Linked DNA regions of Homo sapiens: regions 2, 3 and 4 are each linked to region 1. Evidence: read pairs that join two places in POLR2A ChIA-PET (ENCODE). Cell type or tissue: OCI-LY7. All regions are shown on one strand.

Region 1 (4,000 bases):
CTCACACTGAGTCTTACTTTCAGTATTTCTATTATATTGGTATTTATTACACATCACACTTAGATACTTTTCCATTAGTCTCTAGAGGGTACATATATGCACTTTCTCTTTTTTTTTTTTTTTTTGACCATGTCAAGTATAGTTCTATAGTATAATAGAATGAATTGGAGATCCTTTACATTTAGAGAGGGAGGAGTCTACAGTAGGAAGAATAGGTTAATTTTCATCTCCGGTTTGAAATCAGGACTTTCAATTTTTTTTTCAGAGGTAAAGAGCAACTTAGTCAAGTTGGCATCTTGTAAACAGACTGAGTGAAGATATACTTAAAATGCATCTATAATTTCATATTTTATTTCGAAATGTGAAAGAGCCTACTAGGGGTGTCTGTGATCTCTAGACCTTATCAATTCATTCTAGAGAAATCTGGAGGGAGCCATTGAGGAGTTCTACCTCCTGTCTATTTTATAGAGCTCTTTCTCTTTTTCTCCTATCAGATGTAGATTCAATTGCTAAAAATGCCACGTTTCTTGCCTCTATTATTCTAGCTTCATTACTTGGGGAGCAGCCATTCTGATAACTTACATTTTGCTACTAAAATCTCCAACTTCACCTAATCCTTCATTATAAGCCACTTCATTTTTTCCTATAATTAAAATTTTAAATATGTGGAGGAAATTCTGTCAGGTAGATATGACTTAAAACCTACTAAGGGCCAGGTGCAGAGGCTCACGCCTGTAATCCCAGCACTTTGAGAGGCCAAGTCAGGAGGATTGCTTGAGCCCAGGAGCTTGAGACCAGCCTGGGCAACAGAGCGAGACCCCTGTCTTCACAAAAAAAAAAAAAAAAAAATTAGCTGGGTGTGGTGGCACATACCTGTAGTCCCAGCTACTTGGGAGGCTGAAGTGGGTGGATCACCTAAGGACAGGAGTTCTAGGCTGCAGTGATCTATGATTGCACCATTGCACTCCAGCCTGGGTGACAGAGTGAGACCCTATCTCAAAAACAAAAACAAAACCAAAAAAAAAAAAAAAACAAGAAAAAAAAAGTACTAAGGATCTGGTATAGCCATTCTTGCACTTAATAATCTTGGTACAACCTCTAAAACTATTTTTTATAGTTTATTTTATTTTGCCTTATTTAGACAATTGGCATGTCTATGTTCTTCATAATTTAGAAATTATATGTATTTATATATATAAATTATATATATTATATATTATGTATAAATTAAATTATATATATATATAATATATATATATTTGAAATGGATTCTTGCTCTGTCATCCAGGCTAGAGTGCAGTGGCACAATCTTGGCTCACTGCACCCTCTGCCTCCTGGGTTCAAGCGATTCTCCTTCCTCAGCCTCCCGAGTAGCTGAGATTACAGGCGCCCATCACCATGCCTGGCTAATTTTTGTATTTTTAGTAGAGACTGGGTTTCACCATCTTGGCCACATTGGTCTCAAACTGCCGGCTGAAATGTTGTATTTTTTGTATGTCTTTCTGGTATGATTTTTGGAGAAAGGTGTATCCTAAGAATACGGCTTGCTTTTGTTTCTGGGTAAGCATTTTAGGGTATCATTTTGTTGTATAACCATTGTTTACAAGTGAGATAAGCATCTATTCCACTAAGATTGAAGAGATTCATGTTTGACTGAGTATGCTCTATTAACATTCTTTAAAACATGTGAATATATGTCTTTCTTGTTTTCAGGTGGGTTGGTCACTTCTGTGCAAATTAATAGAAGTCTGTCCAGGTACAATGCAAAGCTTAATGGGACCCCAGGATGTTGGAAATGATTGGGAAGTCCTTGGTGTTCACCAGTAAGTATGATAGATATGTAAAACAAATGGCCTTGAGTATTTATTTGTACACATGACAACCTTCCCTTGATACACTGTGTTTGCAATCCAAGGCTACTCCTGTGGAATTCTTTAAAATACAGATATTTTTCCTTGAGTCAATGATTTACATTTATAGAGAGCTTTAAACTCAGAAGTTTGATTTAGAAAGCAAACATTTAAGGTAACATGTCAGAAGTTATTATTTTAATAATATAATCATATAATTATAAAACTGGTTAAGTTGTAGATTTTTGATGAGTACTTTTGAATTCAAACCATGAAGAGATTTTGGCTTTTAATAATAGAATCGATACAAACCACTAGTTCTTAAAAAAATGGGAACTGAGAAAAGTTAGTTCTGTAAGTAGTAATTTGAAAGTTGATGTTCTACTGTCTTTAAATAGTACATTTATATATATATTCCTATATATACAGTAAGTTTAAACTATGGCTTTCAGAAAGAGTTAAGAAAGAGGAAATTAACTTTCAGCACATCTGTAGCCAAATCTTGATAGTAATTTTACCAGCTATGTTTTTGCAGTTTGCAGCATAATGGCTTCTTAGATGAGACTACTTCCTTAGCCATCATTAATTAAGAAAATATTTTCTCAAGAAGAATGTGTTTCCAGGAAAATACATTTTGGATAGCTTTGTTTCTTGACAGTTAAAAAATATCTTCTAAGCTACTGAGGAGGCTGAGGAAGGAGAATCACTTGAACCTGGGAGGCGGAGGTTGCAGTGAGCGGAGGTTGCAGTGAGCCGAGATTGCACCACTGCACTCCAGCCTGGGTGACAGAGCGACACTCTGTCTCAAAAACAAACAAACAAACAAACCTTTTGTCATTAACTTTAAATCTTTTTTATACCTAATATGACTTTTCTTTATCACAGAAAAGGAAATTGTGAATATTTTTTGGCTTCCAATGGTATATGGTTTATGAAAATTTAATTTATGAAAAATTTTCAGGTGTTTGTATTGCTGATCAGTGTCAAGTAGTGCTATAAATTTAGACAAATTAGAGCTATGTGTTTGTCCATAAGTGAACATGTCTGTGCTTATACATTTTCCCCTCTTTGACAAATGTGTTGCTCTTCTTGTTTTCAGTACATAAAGGGTGTGTTTTGGAAAGAGCATATTTACAATTAATTGGAGTTCTCGTCTTCAATCTAATCTCTGTAATTCTATGTATCAGTTCTAAAGTATACAGCATTTGATGAGGAATTACTCAAAATATACCAGTAATTAGGAATTGTAACTTTAAATGTCCCTTGGTTTGGGTGATAATTTCCAGGAAGTCCAAAGATGAGCCAGTCTATAACCTCAGGGAGTGTTTGGGAAACTCATCTAGTCATATTCCTGTACAAACCAACTGTTCAAATTAAATTACATAAAAGTTTATGTAGGAAATTTCATTCACTCACTCACTTACTCATTCACTCACTTTGTTCATCCAGTCATTCATCTTCTATTCATTGAATGTTTTTGAAGCCTGTCCTCTGGGTCAGAAACCATGCAGTTGTGAAGAAGATAGACACACTGCTGTCTCCAGTGGAGTGTATTAGATCACTCCCAGCAAAAATTGATTGTAAAACAGATTTCTCTTTTTTCAAGGCCTTTTCCCTCCAAAGACTTACCAGTACTGAAGAAAAATTTCTTCCGTGGTAATAAAGTCAGGAATTGTGGGAATGGTATAGGGAGAGGTAGGGGCAGGGTGATTAGGAGGAAGGCTGGCAGAGAATCGAAGACTGGCTTCATTCAGGTCCTCCAATTGCCAAATGGAGATTATGCAACGTTTCTTGAATACATACAAAACTCTAGATGTGGCCAGCTCAGTCTTCTTCCAATAATGTAAAGCCAAACAATGCTTTGCAGGAATAGACTAGAGATTATATTTTGGGATTAATAACATAGGGATTAAAATCTTATCTTGAACTAACTAAACATTATTGATATGCTAAATTCACTTTTTTTTTTTTTTTTTTTTTTTTTTTTTAGACAGAGTCTTTCTCTGTTGCCAGGCTGGCGTGCAGTGGCGTGATCTCGGCTCACTGTAACCTCTGTGTCCCGGGTTCAAGTGATTCTCCTGCCTCAGCCTCTCGAGTAGCTGGGACTGCAGGAGTACGCCACCACGCCCAGCTAATTTTTGTATTTTTAG
Region 2 (4,000 bases), 120 kb before region 1:
ATCCCCACGTGTCAAAGGAGGGAGGTGATTGGATCATAGGGGCAGTTCCTCCCATACTGTTCTCATGAAAGTGAGTTCTGATGAGATCTGATGGCTTTATAAGTGTTTAGAAATTCCTCCTTCATGCTTCTTTTTCCTGCCACCTTGTGAAGAGGTGCTTGCTTCCCTTTCTGCCATGATGGTAAGTTTCCTGAGGCCTCCCAAGCCATGCAGAATGGTGAGTCAATTAAACCTCCTTTGTTTATAAATTACACAGCCTCTGGTAGTATCTTTATAGCAATGTGAAAACGGACTAATACAAATGTATACCATGGAACATTTTTATACCTAGAATACACTGAACCACCTTTGGGTAATGCTGAAGTTGCTTTCACATTTGATTTTCATGCTAAGAGTCAATAAATGTGAGACAGAGATCCTTTGGAGCATTCACTACTCTCTTCCTGTGATTTTCTTAAACTGGGAATTCTTTTAGAAAACTTATCTTCATAGGTGCAATTAGAGAGGTTTAATCTACAACTTGGCCTGCAATTAAAGAGTGTCCTTAGTAAATGAGAGCAAGGCCTGTGTTTGCTTTGTTTAACACTAAAGCCCTTGAGGCCAGCTAGTACAGTGCTGCCGCATGTAGGGGCTCAAATATTTATTCCAAGAACATATTAATGAATCAATGAATGGTATCAGTCTGTATGGACTCTGATTGACATGGGTATGTAAGTCATGACTTTCCACATTTAAGGATAATACAATGAAATAATAACAACTTGAGGTAACATGAAGTGCCTGTAGAGCATCACATCTAAACCCCAACTCTAGTCCAACCAGTGGTCAGATTTTAACTGAGCAACCAATGAGACATAAAATGCTTTATCTTAAGAAACACATTGCATACATTATAGATTTTAATAGAAATATACTGTTTTTTGAGCATTTACTCTATGAAAAGTAGTTTATTTGGCACAGTCCTTAATTGTTCTCATTCTCAAGTAGGAAAACACCACATGCCCATGTGTAAAACTAGATGATCATATAAATTATTATATACCAAAGAACTGATAAAGACAAATTTCTAGTCAAGTTCACGGGAGACAAAAGATGGATGGACTGAAATTTAAAAATTATTTAAATACAATGACTTTTTTTCTCCATTTCAAGACAATAATATGAAAAACAAAACTGTAACAAAAATAGTTATTCCTAATTGGTACCAAAATTATTTATGAAATGTCAGCTGATCAAATTAAAGAGTTAATAATTTACTTTACTTCAGTTTTAAAATCTACTTAGTTTCTACCTTTATCTGGCCTACTAGTGATCACTGTCTGTTTTATCATCAATTTGGGGAGTTCTAGATTACAAGTAGCAATGCACAACTTCTGTGTGTATTGTCTCCATATTAATGAACATCTTTCTTAGCTACTAACCAGACATGTGATCACTCTGCCTATCACTCTGTGGTTTTGCACATTCTTCTTAAGAAAAATATTCAAAGAATAGAAATATTATATAAATCCATAAATCTCAAAACATAGACTAAGAATCAATGCTTTGAAAATCTTTGAAAAAAGTCTTGAAAATTTTGAAGCTGAAAGCTAAGTCTATATACTTATCAGTCAATGATCTCTCATCTCGGAAAATTACTCTGAACTCTGTAGAGAACTAGAAAGAGATGAACCATTTTAGTAGCTCTCCCTAATACTAAAAAGAAAAATAAAGCTTCCTAGTGGGAAAAAAACATTCCTCAGAATGCAATACAAAAAAGAAATGTGTTTCTGAGCTGAAGAGTTAAGATAATTGCATTATTTTCTCTGAGTTATTTATTTGTTATAAGAGATGTTTGGAAGAGTATAGAAAAATTCAGTAAATATGTTATTGCCACTGGCTAATGATGGCAGATATTCATCAGGGAGTGATTTGGAAAGAAAATAAGAATGTAATAGTGCACTGACAAGAAAAGCAAAGTCAATTTCTTCTGTATGATCTTTGCTTTGTAAAATTGCCATGAAATTTCCATGCAGGAGCCCCATAGTAATCACAGCTATTTCTCACAGACCTACAGGCTAAGTATAGACTGAGCTTTCAATTATCATCCTGATGGATGAGAGACTCACAGTGTGAATGAGGAGGGGAAAGCAGTCAACTAATATACTCCCATAATTTTAAAGCCTTTGCTGATATTAAAAAATAAAGCTTTAGGTTTCTGTTATAGTTTAGGTGTGTAGCAAAATTGCTTTGTGTCTTTATTTTTAAAACTATGTTTTCTGCTTGGATAAAATCTATACATATTTTTTATCTCCCAATAGATAGTAGACTTTTATTATACTTTTTGATCACTTCCTACATTTGGACCCTTTTTCTCTGTTTAGGGAAGTGCCTGAATTACGAACATTGCCTTGCCAAAATAGGAAGCCAGAAGCTCACTTTCCCAGCATTCTCTGGAGTTAGGGGCAGGCATGTGACCCAGGCTCAGCCAAGCAACAAATCTGCACAAGGCTTTAATTGGAAGAGAGTAACATGAAGAGGAAGGCTATCCATAAGGTACATCATAGGGAGGGTGGTAGGGACTGACAGAGGGACATACAGCCTGAAGAGGTAGCAGCAGCAGTTGTAGTGGGGATGTACCCATGTCCACATTTTAGCTGTGGTATGTTTTCCCAGTGGTAGCAGCAGCAGAAGGGTCTCTACTGCAGCAGCAATGGGAGAGTTAAGATGTACTTGAAAACAGCCTCCAAGTCCGAATCTCTGGCCCTTGCAAAAGTTCTAAGATTTCATATGTAAATTATATAGTATACATTTTATATAATTTATATTCTATAAATATAATGTATTGTGTGTGTGTATATTCATTACGAAGTGTATGACAGCCATAGTACAAGTGCCAGGAGGGCAGAAATGAAAATATACACTTGCAGTTTTCTCATACTACATGTGAAGTGTGGTATGATATCAGTAAATGAAAGATGTATATTTTAATACCTTAAAAAAGCATCAAAATAATGTAAAAGAAGCCAACAAGAAGTAAATGAAAGAAAAAGCAAACTTTTAAAGGCAGAAAAAGAAAATAAAGAGGAAAAGGGGAGTGAAGAACAGCCCAACCATATCAATAATCACATTGAAGATAAGTAGTCTAAGCACACCAATTAAAAGACAAAGATGATAAAATTGAATAGTTAAGTTGCAAAACTCAACTATATCCTGCCTATAAGAAACAAACCTTAAATATAATTAATATATTAAATATTATATATATTTATTTATCAGAGATTGAATATAAAAGTATATACAAAGATACACCATGCTAACACTATTTAAAAAAAAAAAAGAAAAGAAAAGGTAACCCAGGCATGGTGGCTCATGCCTATAAACCCACCTTGGGAGTCCCAGGCATAAGAATTGCTTGAGGCCAGGAGTTTGAGGCCAGCCTGGGCAACATAGCAAGACCTTGTGGCTACAAAAAAAATTTTTTTTAATCTTCTGGGCGTGGTGGCACACACCTGTAGTCCAAGCTACACAGGAGGCTGAGGCAGTGGTTTCCCTTGAGCCCAGTAGTTTAAGGTCACAGTGAGCTATGACCATGCCACAGCACTTCAGCCTGGCAACAGAGTGAGACCTCGTATCAGGCCATTCTTGCATTGCCAGGTAATTTTTAAAGGAAAGAGGTTTAATTGGCTTATTGTTCTGCAGGCTATACAGAAAACATAGCAGCATCTGCTCTTAGTGAGGCCTCAGGAAGCTTACAGTCATGGCAGAAGGCAAAGGGGGAGCAGGCACATCACATGGTGAAAGCAGCAGCAAGAAAAAGTGAATTGTCACACACTTTTAAACAGCCAGATCTCATGAGAAGTCACTCAGTATTGCAAGGACAACATCAAAGGGATGGTGCTAAACCATTCATGAGAAATTCACTCTCATGATCCAGTCACCTTCCACAGGCCCCACCTCCAATACTGGAGAGTATAATTCAATATGAGATTAGGATGGGAACATATATCCAAACTACATC
Region 3 (4,000 bases), 59 kb before region 1:
AGGTTAGTGAAAGAGAAATATAGTTTTCATTTAAAAGGGAAAGTACAACTTTGCTGTAGGTCTTAGATAAAAATAGATTGTATAATCTGAAAACCTCCCCACAACTTTTTTGTGAGTTTATATTATTTTCTCCTTTTAAAAGATGGTTAAACTGCTAACTAAAAGGAATTTCAGAAGAGAACTGCCATAAAAAATTTTAACTTCTTATACAATGGATAGACTTATTTGCTATTTGTACAATATACATACTATGAAATACAATGGTTTGCATGATTTAGAATTGTGTAAGTTTTTTTGAAAATAACTGTGGAGGTATAAGTGGAAGCTTGACTCCAAAATCAGACTTTTCCTAACTCATCCTCTTTCAACTGAGAAAACTGCCTATCGGAACTGGGTGCATAGGGAAATATCAGACAGAATATGGACAACTGCCAGGACTTGTGGTTTTTTTTTAAAGGACTTGGGCAATGACCATGGTTGGTGTCATAATAAAGCACATAGATTTTTCTTTTAAAAAACATTTGTAAAAGGGAATGGATTAAAGAAGTTCTTTGATCTCAGAAATGGCATATATCTATGTAGGTTGTTTTTTGTTATATTTTCAATTGACTACCTTTCATACTTGGGATTCCCTCAAAGAAATAAAGTTCTCTGAAAAAGCTTTTGATACTTTATTAAAAAATCCATCGTCTGGGCGCGGTAGCTCATGTCTGTAATCCCAGCACTTTGGGAGGCTGAGGCGGGCGGATCACGAGGTCAGGAGATAGAGACCATCCTGGCCAACACGGTGAAACCCCATCTCTACTAAAAATATAAAAAATTAGCCGGGCGTGGTGGCGGGTGCCTGTAGTCCCAGCTATTCGGGAGGCTGAGGCAGGAGAATGGCATGAACCTGAGTGGCGGAGCTTGCAGTGAGCCGAGATGGCGCCACTGCACTCCAGCCTGGGTGACAGAGCGAGACTCCGTCTCAAAAAAAAAAAAAAAAAAAAAAAAAAACAACTCCATCATATGAAGAATATGAAATAAAAAGAATTGGTTGAAGTACCTGCATCTAAAAAAACACAAAACAATGTCGCTTAACAATGGTGAACTTTCGGCTGGGCACGGTGGCTCACGCCTGTAATCTCAGCACTTTGGGAGGGTGAGAAAGGTGGATCACCTGAGGTCAGGATTCAAGACCAGCCTGGCCAAAATGGTGAAACCCTGTCTCTACAAAAATACAAAAATTAGCTGGAGTTGATGCTGGGTGCCAGTAATCCCAGCTACTTTGAAGGCTGAGGCAGGAGAATCACTTGAACCCGGGAGGTGGAGGTTGCAGTGAGCCAAGACTGCGCCACTGCACTCCAGCCTGGGCAACAGAGTGAGACTCCATCTCAAAAAAAAAAAAAAAAAAAAAAAAAAAAAAAATTAGTGAACTTTGTACTTGATCATTATTTCTTTAGATACTTTCTTTAGATACTTTAAATAATGATTTTACATAGATATATATGTATTTGTACATCTCATGGAAAATGTTAAAGGCAAGTCAGATATGAAAGAAAACTAGTTGTTCTAGAAAGAGTGGCAACACTCCAAAGCACAAATGAAAGAAGTCTTGTTGATGGAACTAAAAGAAGCACAGGCAATTAAGAAAAATGTTGAGAACTTAGATGTCAAGCTGGAAAAGAAAAAAAATAAGTTAATGAGATATGCCCATCCAACTGTTTTGAAACATGTTGCTCAGAAAAAGAGGTCAAATTTATTTGTCTCTTGATCAAAATTTATGACTGGATCCCCCCCAAATCAAACATGGTTTGTAAAAGCAATGTTGTATAATCGTTAAGACTGTGACCTCTGGAGCCACACTGCCAGGATTCGGACCTCAGCTATTGCTGTTATTGGTTAAGTCTCTGTGCCATTGTTTCCTCATCTATAAAACAGGAATATTAAGAATTGGATCTCCCAAGATTGTTGGAAAGATTAAATGAGATAAAATGTCTAAAAGTCTTAGACTAGTGCCTAAAGCATAAATATGCTATTATATGAATTACAATAATGGTAATATTATTATTAATTTTAACAATACTACTACTGCTAATAATAAAAGAGACAAGATCACAAGAAACAAACTAGAATGACTTCCCTGGAAGAACCCAGGGAAAACCCAAAACCCAAAACCTCCTGAGTTGTCCTCTCACCAGTGCGACACATGAGACTATGTTGGATTAAATCAACTCTTAAAAGATTGAAGGAACTAAGCCATTCCAGGAGAAGGTAGTCCTGGCCATAGGCACCAGGTAGACCCTGATGCTGAGACTGAGGTGAAAACAGAATTAGAAAGGAAACAATACTGAGCTTCAATTTCTTTAAACTTAAATTTAAAATATGGACAGAAACTTTACTTTTGGACTTTAATTTCTTTCTGGGATTTAATAATGGAAGTGAAAGGTTCATTTAAAAACTGGGCTGAGGATGTTATTTCATAACCAATCTCTGGTGAGTGTTTTAAGACTAATGGCTGAGTACATTTTGAAATAGGAAATAGAAAACGATTTTTTGGCGTAGGTTGTACCATGTCTATAGAATTAGATAATTTCTGTCTCTTTCTGACCTATTTCAAAGATCACTGGGTCCAGTGCTAAACTCCCCAGTTCACTGAGTAAGGAAGACACAGGGGAACAGACATAAGCAGGCTCATGAAGGTGGGGAAGGCTGGCCCAGATGCTCAGCTGGTCTCCCCAAGAGAAATGCATGCCCAAACATAGGCTTGGCTATTTCACCCAATGGGATATGAAGAAATAAAATATTGGAGAGTGAGAACTTCCCTGTTTTTCTCCTGAATTTTTGCTTCTACTAATAGGTTTAATAAAACTTCTACAAAAATATCTTTCCCCACTTGAGGGAGAGTTGGAAGGGAAGGAACACTTCCATATTTTCTCTCCAATCCATTCCTTTTTCAATCCTGCATTAGATTCTTAGGGCTGCCATAACAAAGTACCACAAACTGGGTGCCTTATTATTTCATAATTATTATTTCATAGTTCTTGAGGCTAGTATTCTGTAATCAAGGTGTTGGTTGGGCCATGCCTTCTTCTGAAGGCTCTAGGAAAGTATCCTTCATTGCCTCTTCCTAGCTTCTGGTGGGTGCTGGCAGTTGGCATTCATTCCTGGCTTTGCAGCTGCATCATACCAATCTCTGCCTCTGTCTTCACATGGTCTTTTGCCCACCTGTGTGTTTCTGTGTCCTAATGTATCTCTTCTTATAAGGACACAAGTCATTGCACCAGGGTACACACTAATCCAGTACGATCTTATCTTACATTGTTTTTTGTTTGTTTGTTTGTTTGTTTTTTGAGATGGAGTCTTGCTCTGTTGCCAGGCTGGAGTGCAGTGGCACGATCTCAGCTCATTGAAACCTCTGCCTCCTGGGTTCAAGTGATCCTCCTGCCTCAGCTTCCTGAGTAGCTGGGACTACAGGTGCATGCCACCACGCCCAGCTGATTTTTTGTATTTTTAGTAGTGATGGGGTTTCACCATGTTGGCCAGGATGGTCTCGATCTCTTGAACTGTGAACCACCCACCTCAGCCTCCCAAAGTGCAGGGATTGCAGGTGTGAGCCACTGTGCTAGGTCAATCTCATCTTACATTGATTACATCTGCAACGACCTTATTTCCAAAGAAGATCACATCCGTAGGTTCTCGGGTTTAGTACTTAAACATTTTTTGGTGGGGCGCAATTCAACCTATAATACTGTCTCATAGAAGAGATGGTAATTCTGGTAACTTAGAACTTGACATTCATTGATACATATTGATTGTTGGGTAGGCTCTTTATGCTTTATGGTTCAAGCTGGAGGATATGCCACACTTAGTTTACTTTTTGCATCCAGGCACAAGTGGCTCCATTGTGTTTGGTGTGGCTGAGTGGTATTTATACCTGGCAGGCCTACCCACATAGAAGAGAGAACCACTGTTCTCTGACTCAGATACAACTTCCTGCAACTGGGTGATCAATTCATAT
Region 4 (4,000 bases), 180 kb before region 1:
AGAAATGTCACCTAAATGCTAAAAAAGCCCTGTAAATATCAATTCTTAATGGTAGGTTCCTTGTCTATCATCAAAATAAATATCAGCTTCCTGTCCACTCTCAGTTTTGCTGAATGTCACCTACTTATAAATTAGCAATAATGATTCAAAACACACAGCTATATTTTGACTATGATTTCTCAATTTTTCTCCCCTTCCCCAAAATCAAGATTTGAAAAATTAAATGTAAAAAGTATTTACAAACCTCCATCCATCCTTCTGGAGATAACTGAAGGCTCCATCAACAACACTTGCAAAGAACTGCCCTCCTGTGATGAAGAGGGTATTAATGGTGACTAATCGGCCTCTTAAATTGGGTGGTGAGACCTCCGCAATGTACACTGGCACTGTCATAGAAGCAATGCCTATAAAAACAATGAAAAGTAAATGTGAGACATTTACTCAAGATTTCTGTTGCAATAAATACTAATGCTAGATTTAGGCATACACTTACATATATGGGCTTGGTTTTCTACTTTAAGCAAAGGTTTACCACATATTTAAGATTTTGTTCATAACTAATTTGGGGCTACTGCAGACAAGTAAAAATGTATGTGAGATATCATTTTTCTTATTATCACTTGAAAGCCTACAAATGAAAGCACCCCTAAAGACCTAAGATAATTTCAGAGTGCATATAAGTATGCTTTATAACTTCTTGAGGACTAAAAATAGCAAAAAAAGTTCTCTAGATAGAATGATTACTGAAATATTTTTAGTCTATATGGAAATGTAATCAGACAATAGTGAGAATAAAAAATTATCTTAGGATACATATTAACTATTCAAAGACATAGTTAGATGCCAGTAGATTTACTAAACTTTTAATTGGTTTACTAATAAGAAATTCATATAATAAATCACCTTATTCAATTGGCTAGGTATACATTTCAGAATAAAAGAGTTTTACAGCTAAGGTGTATTTGATTATATTAGCTTTAAATTTTTTTCTATCTGAAATTAATGCAGTATTCTCTATGGCAGTAGTTCTAACTTCACTGATAACCAGAATTACTCATGTGACTTTTTTCTTTAAATAAAATTGCTCTTACCTCACCCACCTCAGACCTACTAAATAGAAAACTACAGAGGTGGGGGATGAGATTGTCCTTTTAAAATTCTCCAGAGTGATCTTGACACTTACTGTGTATTTAAAAACCTAAAGTTGTATAGTACAGAACTTTAAGCCAATCCAAATGATTTCTTAAAGTCTCACCCTCTTGTGGCCCCTGCAATTTCCATGTATGTCTGATTATTTAGCCTATTTTAGTATTTAGTATTATTTAGCCTGTTATAGTATTCAGCCTTACCCAAAGGTTGGACAGATACTGATTTGCTGTATCTAATCAATACTTACCAAAGCCTCCATAAAAAAAAAAAGATTGCCTAAAAAATTTAATGTTTATATCTCTAGATACTATAAATCAATCCTTAGATTAAGCCAGAACATCAATAAAATGAATAAAACAGATCTATATAGAATTGCTTTTAACTAATTGCTTTTTAACGAATTTATGATGGCAAAAAAACAGCTTGTGTTGAAGGAATCAGTACTAAGAAACCTGTTGCTGTGTTTTCTGTACAAGTGCTGTTGAAGGTGCTATTTATTACATTCCATACAGCAAGTGACATTTCTCTATGGTCTCAGTAACTGCAATAGTTGTGGTTTTCTACAGGTGATTTTTGTTAGTTGATGGCTATTATAAATTGCAGCTTTTTTTCATTTCCCTTTTTATGTACACAGTCAGAAAGGCCCACCTCCATCCAATGTTTTGGACTTCAAGGTATTATTTTGTGACCCAAACTCTCTCCTAATGCCATAACAGTTGTAATTTATCCTATTATAAGTGTATTTTTCCTCTATTTTTATTTGCTTTGTTACATCTTTGAACAAGGCAAATAAATACATAGATGAACAGATAGGCAAGATTTATTTAAGTAATACATATTTATTTGGGAAAATTCACTGTATTATTGCATAACTACTGATAAGTAGTTATTAAATTTGCACACAAGTCAAACCATTAAGTCTCAGAACTAGATACTAATTTCCACCAATGTTGTTTGCTACTGTAGTGCCTGTCAATAATCTTACGACTTTGAGTTTCATAGAATAATAAGCATGTGCTAATAGACACAGTATTAACAGTCTTCACAATTAAATCATCACCTAAGCAGCTGAAGTTTCCATTTGACTGCTAATCAATTTAATAACACAGACCACCCTGAAATGCCCTCATCTAACTTGGAAAGAGGAAACAAACATCTGCTGCAAATGTTGACACGGGATTTGTATATTCTCTTTAGTTCTTTTACTATTAGAACATCTCAAACTTTCATAATTCAAACAATAATTTACAACTTGGATTTCTTTTTCTGCTATGGTCTGACTATAAACAGGAATTTGGTTGTTCTCTTTAGACAGAGATCTTTATTTAGCCATGTAGCCCCAGATTTGAGCATGGGAAATCAGGACTGTGGTTTTAGGCAACACATGCTCATAAAAAACACATAGATTTTACTTGACAGAAATGCAGGTATGTCCTCAGACCCTGATAAAGTTCGATTATTTAAAACAAACACCAGAGCTTTGAAAGTAATACGTACTGACAAAGGGTAAAGATTGAAGACAGACTCATTGGATTTGGAGTTGGAAAGAACCATGAAAGACCTTCTGTCCAATGAGTGCTCTGGCTGACTTAACACTGCAACAACTACCTACATTCAGCAGATATTTTATAGGGACTAATAATCTTATTTAATCCTCAGGATATCCCTTTAAAGGGCATGTAATTATCTCCATTTTTCATACCTCAGGTCACATGATGAGTAGGTAGAAGAATCAGAATTTAAAGCAGACAGCAAGATTCTAAAACCCAATTTTGATGGCACAAACTATATTGACGGATCATCATAAGTAAGGGAAGGCTCTGGAACCAGTGGGTTTCAATTCCAGCCTTGCCACTTATCAGCTGGTTAAGTTTGGACAACTTACTTGACTTTTCTGGGTCTAAAGTTCCTCATCTATAAAATAGGAAGAATAAAAGTAACTACTTCATAGGAGTTGAGAGGATTCAATGAGTTAAGTAAAGCACTTAAAATTGTGCCTGGCTTACAGAAGGTAGTCAATAAGATCAGCAATTATTTTTATTCTTATTATCATCTCTAGTTATGAGGCATCCCAATTCTTTCTATAGTAGGTGACAGGATTATAAGGATGAGTACAAACAAATAAAATAGGGTCCCTGCTATGAAGGAAAGTACACACAAGACCTACTCACAAAAGCATACAATCAAGTAAATAACTTCAAAATAACATGGTAAGGGTCATAATAAAGCTATACACTGGATTCTACTGTGGCAAGCTGACAATGACCAGGTGGTAGTTGGAAAGGTTGGGCAGACAATTCTGCACAGAACATGAGCTTAAATCTTTATATGAAATGACACGGGGTTTTCTGAGAGATAAATAGAAAATGTGAGGCGGAATATGTGTGCAGATAAGATGGGAGAGACAGAGGGCGCCTAAGTCATGGAAGCAGCATCCATTAATCAGTGAGTATTCATCAGACACTGGATCTGAGCTGGGCACTGTGTTTAGCACTTTGGAGATAGTGCTGTAGGAGAGAGACATGAGCTCTGTTCTCGTGGAGCTTAGGGTCTGCTAGTCGAGTGGGATGGGTATTGCCAAAGGGGAAGTGTGAGGAACATCAGACTATAGCAAAGGGACCGGCCCAGCCTGAAGAGTCAGAGGGGCCTTGGATAGAAGTCATATTTAAGCTGAGATGTAGTGAATAAGTAAGTGAGAGTAGGTTGGAGATAGGGGAGAGTTGGGAGGTACTGCAGACAATCAGATCAGCTTAGGTAAGGGCCTTCAGGCAGGACGAAAAGCATCCTGCTGAGGAAGGGGTGGCGGACTACTTTTAGAGAAATGGGCAAGGATCAACCACAGTGTAAAGGA

Evidence for each region. Peaks named below come from ENCODE experiments on the same cell type or tissue, not always from the same donor. Only the 100,000 strongest peaks of a DNase experiment are listed, where the experiment ranks them.
Region 2: POLR2A ChIA-PET joins it to region 1 with 9 read pairs; 4 of 35 experiments call an interaction of 5 or more read pairs at or near these places.
Region 3: POLR2A ChIA-PET joins it to region 1 with 8 read pairs; 3 of 35 experiments call an interaction of 5 or more read pairs at or near these places.
Region 4: POLR2A ChIA-PET joins it to region 1 with 7 read pairs; 2 of 35 experiments call an interaction of 5 or more read pairs at or near these places.

What each region holds. Positions count from the first base shown.
Region 1 is chr12:40,230,561-40,234,560 of GRCh38, forward strand. It overlaps LRRK2 (leucine rich repeat kinase 2), which reads left to right. Exons shown (of 51, transcript NM_198578.4): 3 at 1,714-1,823. Among named protein-coding and RNA genes, the nearest start is that of LRRK2, 7.6 kb to the left of the region's middle. In OCI-LY7, no CTCF peak of the experiment used is centred here; a DNase peak (open chromatin) is centred at 2,311; H3K4me3 peaks cover 2,006 bases; H3K27ac peaks cover 3,151 bases.
Region 2 is chr12:40,112,981-40,116,980 of GRCh38, forward strand. No RefSeq gene overlaps it. Among named protein-coding and RNA genes, the nearest start is that of SLC2A13, 8.9 kb to the left of the region's middle. In OCI-LY7, no CTCF peak of the experiment used is centred here; no DNase peak of the experiment used is centred here.
Region 3 is chr12:40,171,268-40,175,267 of GRCh38, forward strand. The region is part of intron 1 of LRRK2-DT (LRRK2 divergent transcript); the gene reads right to left. Among named protein-coding and RNA genes, the nearest start is that of LINC02471, 17 kb to the left of the region's middle. In OCI-LY7, no CTCF peak of the experiment used is centred here; no DNase peak of the experiment used is centred here.
Region 4 is chr12:40,047,807-40,051,806 of GRCh38, forward strand. SLC2A13 (solute carrier family 2 member 13) reads right to left here. Exons shown (of 10, transcript NM_052885.4): 2 at 245-404. Among named protein-coding and RNA genes, the nearest start is that of SLC2A13, 56 kb to the right of the region's middle. In OCI-LY7, no CTCF peak of the experiment used is centred here; a DNase peak (open chromatin) is centred at 1,695; H3K4me3 peaks cover 708 bases; H3K27ac peaks cover 1,089 bases.